Linked DNA regions of Homo sapiens: region 1 is linked to region 2. A link is a loop called in an ENCODE intact Hi-C map of the cell type or tissue named here. Cell type or tissue: endothelial cell of umbilical vein. All regions are shown on one strand. Links, peaks and the distances in the headings refer to the core of each region. The heading gives the core; the rest is flanking DNA.

Region 1 (4,392 bases), core at 67-4,066, 430 kb after region 2:
TTAAACTATATTGATGCAGATTTAAGATGTTATTTGTAGGCCAGATGCAGTGGCTAACACCTGTAATCCCAGCAGTTTGGGAGGCTGAGGCAGGCAGATCACTTTAGGTCAGGAGTTTGAGACCAGCCTGACCAGCATGGTGAAACCCTGTCTCTACTAAAAATAAAAAAAATTAGCCAGGTATGGTGGTGCACGCTTGTAATCCCAGCTACTTGGGAGGCTGAGGCAGGAGAATTGCTTGAACCCAGGAGGCAGAGGTTGCAGTGGGCCGAGATTGTGTCATTGCACTCCAGCATGGGCTACAAGAGTGAAACTCCATCTCAAAAAAAAGATGTTATTTGTAAACCTAAGAATAATCATTGAGGAAAAAACTTTTAAAATACACAGAAGAGTAAATGAGAATCAAAACAGTACTTTAGAAAAAAATGTCAATTAAACACAAAAGAGCAGTAATGAGGAATTGAGGAGGAAAAGATATAAGACATACAGAAAACATAGCAAAATGGCAGAGGTCCTTCCTTAACAGTAATTACTTCATGTGTAAATAGATTAAACTCTCCAACCAAAAGGTAAAGACTGGCAGAATGGATAAAAACAAAACAAAACAAAAACCAACCACATGATCTAACTATATGCTGCTTACAAGAGATCCACTTTAGATCCAAAGACACAAATAGGTTAAAAGTAGAAGGATTTCATGCAAATAGTATTCCATGCAAATAGTAACCAAAAGACAGTTGAGATGACTACACTATCAGACATAGATGTTAAGTCAAAATCATTACAAGAAACAAAGAAGGACATTATATTTTACTAAAAGCATCAATCCAACTGTTATCAACAGCCCACAAATTTATCTTCAAACCTCCCTCTGCCCACAAATCTGGGCCAAGTACACAGAGTCCCTACCCTGGCACCACCATGAAGCTGGGAATCATGACATACTGAAGCACAAAAGCCCTCCTTGTGGTCCTTAAAGATGTGAGTCAGGTGTGCCACACAGGTGCGCCACTAGTCAGCTGGGCTAGTCCTTCTTCCAGAGACCTCAGTCCCTGTATGTTCATGAGAGGCTGCTGCAGCTGTCTCATGGCCTTCCCTGTCCACCCTCTCCCAGGGAGGGCAGAAGGCTCTCCCATTCCCAGGTGCCCTCTCATCCCCGTGCCCCCTGGAGACTCACTGTCACAGTGCCTTTCCTAGGTTTCTAAGCTGTCTCCCCACATAGGTCTGGGAACTCCTCCAGGGCAGGGAATAGTAGGTGAATGCCTGCTCCTCCTGCCTTCAAGCAGGAAGTATGCTTCAGCTGCTTCCTTGGTCCTAAAAAGAACCCGAGCCCCGGGAGCCGACCCGCTCTGCAGTTCCACAGGCCGGGCCCAGTGGGCTCCATCTTGTGCTTTGCTGTTGAGTAAGAGGGCCTTGGGCACATTACTCAGCCTTCCTGAGCCTGTTTCATCATATGCAAAATGCAGATTAAAAACCTCTATCCACCTGGTGCGGTGGCTCACGCCTGTAATCCCAGTACTTTGGGAGGCCGAGGTGGGCGGATCACGAGGTCAGGAGATCAAGACCATCCTGGCCAACATGGTGAAACCCCGTCTTTATTAAAAATACAAAAATTAGTTGGACGTGGTGACGGGTGCCTGTAATCCCAGCTACTCAGGAGGCTGAGGCAGGAGAATTGCTTGAACCAGGGAGTCGAAGGTTGCAGTGAGCCAAAATCATGCCATAGCACTTCAGCCTGGTGACAAAGCAAGACTCTGTCTCAAAACAAACACACACACAAACAAACAAACAAACAAACAAAACCCCTGTTTTCCCACAGCTGCCATTGTGAAGCTAAAATGCCATTTGGGACTCCATGAAAATGCTTCTTCCTTCATCTGCTTCCCTGGACTGCCTCTCTCCTCCTCTCTTCCTGCCAGTTCCTTCCCTATCCTGAAAGATCCACGGGAAATGGGATGAAGGCTGTCCCTCATGTCCAGGGCTCATCAGGAAGCCCCAGGTAGGCAGAGAAAGGAGGAGGACTGTGGACCAGGCCCTGGGGTTTGCAGAGCAGGGAAGCCTCCCGAAGGAAGTAGAGGCTACACTGAAGCCTGAGCAGAAGTCAGCCAGGCAAGAGGGGAAGCCAAGCACTCCGTGGACCTTTCAGGACCGGGAAGGATGTGGCAGGAAGAGAGGAGGAGAGGGCAGACCAGGGAAGCAGAGGAAGGAAGAAGCATTTTCATGGAGCTCCACATGGCATTTTAGCCTCTCATCGGCAGCTGTGGGAAAAGAGGCTTTTAATCTTCATTTTACATATGAGGAAACTGAGGCTCAGGAAGGCTGAGTAACGTGCCCAAGGCCCTCCCACTCATCAATAGCAAAGCCTGGGCTGGAGCCCATTAGGCCCGGCCTGTGCAACTGCAGAGCTGGCCGGTTCCCCAGGGCTGGGGCTTTCTTCAGGACCAAGGAAGGAGCTGAGTGTACTTCCTGCTTGAGGGCAGGCAGAACAGGCATTCACCTACAAGACACTTGCTCCCAACAGAGGCCACCCACAGCTGGAGGTGGGTCAGCGTTCAGAGGGGCAGGAGAGGAGGGGGTGGTGAGGAGGTCCCATCAGCCAGAGGCCTGCCTCAGAGGCCCCCTGAGGGAGGACGCCCCTGGAGGGCTATGGGGGCCCAGGCCCTGGCACACAGCAAACACTCAGCGAATGGACTTTTCCTCTCCTAGATCCTGCCCATCTCTAATGGGCGTTTGAACAGGCTCTCAGGCCAAGGGGCTCTAAAGGGGGTCTCCTCCAGCCCCTGGGATAGAAGAATGTCTGTCCTGATGCTGCCCTGAAGCCTGCCTCTCACTCACACACACAGACACACACACGCGCACGCACTCATATGCAAACATGCTGGTCCGTGCAGCCTCAGGGTGGCCAGGCAAGGCTGAGCCATTGGCCTCTGGTGACCCTGGAGACCGAGAAGCTGCTGGCCAAGCCCCCATAATGCACAGCCCCACAAGCCCTACGGCCTGCTGCCAGGCCCACCTGGCTCAGGGCCCACATTCCTGGCTCCTGCTCTGGAGGCCAGGAGCTCATTAGAGCCTCAGACTGATCACGGGGAAGGGCTGAGGGTCAGAGGCCACTGTGGCCCTCAGTAGGAAGGGGGGCTGGAGGACTCAGCTCGGGCCAGCACCTCTGCTTCTTCCCATAAAATCCCAGGGGGCTCCAGCTCAAGCCTTGTCACCCCCCGCCCTCCAGTCACTGCTCCCCAAGGCCCTAAGAATAAGTTGGGCTCAGGGCCCTTCCTGGCCTGGCTTTGGGAGCCTTGCCAACCTCCTCTCCTCTTCCCCAGGGACCTTCCCACACCTGGGCCTTTGCACATGCTGTTCCACTGCCTGGGATCCAGAGATGTGTGTAAATAAACTCATTTCTGCCCAGTGGGGTGAGCCAGTGAGAGAAGGAAACCCCAGCTGGCACAGCAGAGGGAACAGGTTTCAGACTAGGCCTCAGCCTGGAGGGCTGGGTTTGGAAGCCTAGGCAGGAATTTTCCAAGAGAACACCCTGGGGAGGGTGTCCCACGGGTAAGCATATGGATGAGGGGATATGGCCTGGGGAGGACAGGCCACCCAAAGAGGTGGGAACACTGACCTGCTGAAGAATCACCATGGTCCCAAGTCAGGAGCTCCTGCTGCCCACTGGGCCAGGCACAGTTCTGCAGGGAGAGAGACCATGTCATGCTTCTGGGCAGGCCAGCCCTGGAAGCCTTGAGCCTGGCTGGGGTCACCTGGGCTCCTCCCAAAGCCCCAGCTCCTCCTCCCTCAAGGGAACCCTCCTTGGCTTCTCTCCCTCTGACCACTGCCCAGCCTGTGTGACCTGAGCCTCAGCCACTGTCACCAGCACCACTGCCCAGAGCAGCTGAATTCTTCTCTCAGCCACTGTCATTCAGAGATTCCCAAAGGGCTCCTAGAAAGTAGCAAGTCTGGCCCCACCAGGGACCTACGGCAAAGGGGCCCAGAGAGGGACCAAGACTTGCCCAGGGTCACACAGCTAGCCAGAGCAAATTTAGGACTAGGACTTAATCTCCGGCACTCAGCTTAGGGACTGCCCCAGGAATGTGGGTGACAAGGACAAGCCTGACTGAGCAGAAGGTCAAGGGCTGGGCATGACCTGCTCACAGCACACCCTGCCTGAAACCTCTCAAGAGCACCCACTGCCCTCAGGATGGCTCTGTGCAGAGCACTGGCTGCTGACGGGGAGGCAGGGTCATTGGGGTCTGTCTCTGGCTGTGCTGCTGAATGCACCGCACCTGGGCCTGGGCCCGGGCCCGGGCCCGCCCCGCTAGGCCCAGCACAATCTGGCCCCTGCTGATGCCTCGGTCTTTTCTCTCACTGCTCACTCCCTTTCCTACCCTTATACTTGGACAT
Region 2 (4,392 bases), core at 286-4,285:
ATGAATAACCAGAATATATAAGGAGCTCAAACAACTCAAAGGGAAAGATATAATAATCTGATTAAAAAATGGATAAAAGATCTGAATAGACTTTTCTCAAAAGAAAACATACAAATGGGAAACAGGTATTTAAAAAGGTGAAATGCAAATGAAAACTACAATGAGATATCATCTCACCCTAGTTAAAATTGATTTTATCCAAAAGATAGTCAATAACAAACACTGGCACAGATGTGGAGAAAGGGGAACCCTCATACACTGTTGATGGGAGTACATATTAGTTTAACCCCTATGGAGAACAGTATAGAATTTCCTCAAAAAACTAAACATGGAGCTACCATATGATCCAAGAATCCCATTGCTAGGTATATACTCAAAGGAAATCAGTATGTTGAAGACATATCTGCACTCCCTTGTTTACTGCAGCACTATTCACAATAGCCAAGATTTGGAAGCAACCTCAATGTCCATCAACAGATGAATGGATAAAGAAAATGTAGTATATATACACAATGGAGTACTATTCACCCATAAAAGAGAATGAGATCCTGTCATTTGCAACAACATGGATGGAACTGGAGGACATTATATTAAGTGAAATAAGCCAGGCACAGAAAGACAAACTTCTCATGTTCTTACTCATTTGTGGGAGCTAAAAGTTAAAACCATTGAACTCACAGAGAGTGTAGAGTGATGGTTACCAGAGACTGAGAAGGCCAGTGGGTGAGAAATGGGGATGGGTAACATATATAAAAATATAGTTAGATACAATGAATAAGATCTAGTGTTTGATAGCACAACAGGGTGACTGCAGTCAGCAATAATTTGTCGTATATTTTAGAATAACTGAGGGAGTACAGTTGGAATGTTTGTAACACAAAGAAAGGATGAATGCTTGAGGTGATGGATACCAATTTATCCTGATGTGGTTACTACACATTGTATGCCTGTATCAAAATATCCCATACACTCCATAAATGTATACACTTACTATGTACCCATAAAAATTAAAAATTAAAAAAATAATTTCTCTAGCTTTATCTTACATGTTTTACCACCAGCTAACATATATAACATTAATAATTAACATCCCAGGAATAATCCAGTACTGAAGTCCCAATGCTCCACCAAGTGAACCTTGCCCTCCCATGAAAGAACACTTTAAGAAGCTACTGACTTACTCACCATTGCTCTAGTGCAGTACTACCACCCTTGGCCCTGGGCAGACAGGGCCCTGTCACCCTCCATCCCGCTGTGGAGTACCCACCTTGAAATTTTAAGTTTCTCTCTTTTGACTGGGACAGGCTGGGGCTAGTAGTGTTCTCCAGGTGGGGTGCTCTAAACTCAGTTTCTCCCCTTCAAGTGCTCTCTAACCTTCTTCCTAGTGCATGGGGTCAAACAGATGTCCTGAGGAGCTGTAGAACGTGTGCCTATGGAATGGTCTCAGAGCCCAGTGGCCAGGCCACATTTCCAAAAGGACAGCCTGTGGGGCAGATCACTCCTGCTGGCTAGCACAATATTATTTTACTGGCTCATGTGAAGTTGGACCATTAGGATGGTGCCGATGCAGATTTCGGTTGACTGTCACAAGCAGACACTGAGCTGCTATACCTTAGCACTTTGTTGATCTTCCCCCTCACATATCTTGGAATTTCTGCTCCTTCTCTACTACTGACCTTTTGGCTTGGGCTGCATGTGTGGGCCTGTCCACTGACTCTTGCCTGTGTACACTGTGACACCTCCTATCCAGAGCACTCTTGTGCAGATGGGCCACTCATCTATTCTGCCTGCTGATGAAAGGGAAGGGTTCCACTGATACTGAGGAAGATTACATTCAAGGAAATGCAATGATAACACCCTAATGAGTTCAAGAGAAGACATAGTTGGAAGGTGAGTCATGTGGTTGTGCCATAAAATCTGAAATGATAGGCTGGGCATGGTGGCTCATGCCTGTAATCCCAGAACTTTGGGAGGCCCAGGCGGGGGGATCACCTGAGGTCAGGAGTTCGAGACAAGCCTGACCAACATGGAGAAACCTTGTCTCTACTAAAAATACAAAATTAGCCAGGCGTGGTGGTGCATGCCTGTAATCCCAGCTACTCGGGAGGTTGAGGCAGGAGAATTGCTTGAACCTGGGAGGCAGAGGTTGCAGTGAGCCGAGATCGCACCATCGCACTCCAGCCTGGGCAACAAGAGTGAAACTCTGTCTCAAAAAAAAAAAAAAATCTGAAATGATAATTTAACATTACCAGAAAAGTAGTTATCATTTCCATTCAGACTCTGGATAAGACGTGCATTTGTGTTAGTCATCAATGAAGCATGATAACAATCTTTATAACAGAGCCACTGGAGCCACGTGCTTATGGTGGATGATTCAGTGTCATGAGTTAAAGGTTTTGAGGATCAGCAGAAGCCAAAAGGTCTATATTGCTTCAATACAAACAGGTTCCAAGCAGTCATGGCATTGTGAGTAATAACAGCATTGCTACCTTCTTCAGGAGTAGGAGCCATGAAACCAGCAAGGAATGGTGCATTTGAAAATAAAGAACATAAAAAGGTGGTTCTCAAACCAGAACAGAAAGACACGGCACCTGGACACTACAAAGAATCTTCATGCGCACTGACTTGACAACAAATACCTGAATACCTCTTCTATACTCATTCTAAATCTTCATCAGTAAATCACCATAGCTCACATGAGCTCATGAGTTTTGCAATACATTTTAAAACATATTGTTAATATTAACATTCCCCCCACCCGTACACACACCCACACACACTGGCCCAGGGCCTTGCACACTCCAGGGAAATAGTTTTCTGTGGAAGGTGGTGGCAGCAAGTTTGCACCCCCCTCCACCCCACCACCCCTTGGGGCATTTGGCATTGTCTGTAGACAGTTTTGATTGTCACAGCAGGTGGGAGCGGGCATTGCTACTGGCATCTAGCAAGCAGAGGCCAGGGATCCTATGAAACATCCTGCAGTGCACAGGACAGCACCCAGGACAAAGAATTGATTTGGTCCCAAATGCTATTAGTGCCAAGATTAAGAAACTCTGTTAGGGCATCCCTGTTCTAGTAAACTTATTCTTAGGCTTATCTGTTCCCCTACAGCAGTGTTTTTCAAAAGGAGCCACAGACCACTGCCTCAGACTCACATGGATGTCATTTAAAATGCCTACTTGCTGGGCACAGTGGCTCACACCTGTAATCCACTTTGGGAGGCCGAGGCGGGCGGATCATGAGGTCAGGAGATCGAGACCACAGTGAAACCCCATCTCTACTGAAAATACAAAAAAAAAATTAGCCAGGCGCGGTTGTGGGCGCCTACATGTAGTCCCAGCTACTCGGGAGGCTGGGGCAGGAGAATGGCATGAACCTGGGAGGCGGAGCTTGCGGTGAGCCGAGATTGCGCCACTGCACTCCAGCCTGGGCGACAGAGCGAGACTCTGTCTCAAAAAAATAAAAAATAAAAAAATTTTAAAAAATAAAATAAATAACATGCCTACTTACAGATCCTTACTCAGATCTCTGTGGATGGGGTCCTGGAATAAGCTTCCAGTGATTCTTGAAACCGTGAGAGCTGGTGCTCTGGAAATGGCCTTGGCCACCCATCTAGATTCCTTTACCCGGGTGTTTGTTCATTCTCTCAACGAATATGAATTGGGTGCCTAGTCTGTGCCAGGCACTGTGCAAGGCGCTAGGGACAGATGAAGTCTCTCTCTTCAGGTGCTTAAGTTGGGGCAGGGAGCCAGAAAATAATAAACATATAATATGAGATGAGTGGTAGAGGTGCTGCAAATTAAAACTACACAGGTCAAAGGGGATAGAAAGGGACTGGGGATGGATTTGTGTGTTTGTGCTACTTTGTGAGAGTATCTAGGGGAGCCTTTCAGGCAGAGGAACAGCAAAAGGGAGGAGGCCAGTGGGCAGAGCAGGGTGAAGGAGAGGCATGGTGTTGGGAACTGAGGCCAGAGAGGGAGCTGTGTATCAGGTCACCCAGGGTCGGCCGGGTGAAAAGTCCAGGGGTAAGAGATAAGCAGAATTGGAGGATACAGACTCTGATAGGATCTTGGAATGCTGTGAGTAATGGGGAAACTGCTGGGGGTGGTGGGGGGAACTCAGTGATAGGGGTTTTGCATTGCAACACCCACAACAGCACAAATGTTTAAGTGGAGGAACGTCTGGCCACATTTGTTAAATGCCTACAATTTGCCAGGAATTTACACACGTGTTCTAATTTGAACTTACAACAATACTATGAGATGAGTGTTACTGTCCCCATTTTATAGAAGGAAATTTCAGACCCAGAAAAATTAACCTGACAAAGATTATACACGACAAGTTATTAGAAGGAGGGCCGGGTGTGGTGGCTCATGCCTGTAATCCCAGTAC

Evidence for each region. A loop is a pair of places that touch in the nucleus more often than their neighbours do. Peaks named below come from ENCODE experiments on the same cell type or tissue, not always from the same donor. Only the 100,000 strongest peaks of a DNase experiment are listed, where the experiment ranks them.
Region 1: a loop joins it to region 2, with 6 times the contacts of the local background. A loop is called at or near these places in 19 of 110 quality-filtered maps.

Annotation. Positions count from the first base shown.
Region 1 is chr11:77,129,877-77,134,268 of GRCh38, reverse strand. It overlaps MYO7A (myosin VIIA), which reads right to left. Exons shown (of 49, transcript NM_000260.4): 2 at 3,617-3,680. The coding sequence starts at 3,634. Among named protein-coding and RNA genes, the nearest start is that of MYO7A, 3.8 kb to the right of the region's middle. RefSeq lists an enhancer at 2,278-2,999. In endothelial cell of umbilical vein, for the core only: no CTCF peak of the experiment used is centred there; no DNase peak of the experiment used is centred there.
Region 2 is chr11:77,558,234-77,562,625 of GRCh38, reverse strand. No RefSeq gene overlaps it. Among named protein-coding and RNA genes, the nearest start is that of LINC03030, 11 kb to the left of the region's middle. RefSeq lists enhancers at 2,208-2,502, 1,534-2,733. In endothelial cell of umbilical vein, for the core only: no CTCF peak of the experiment used is centred there; a DNase peak (open chromatin) is centred at 2,365.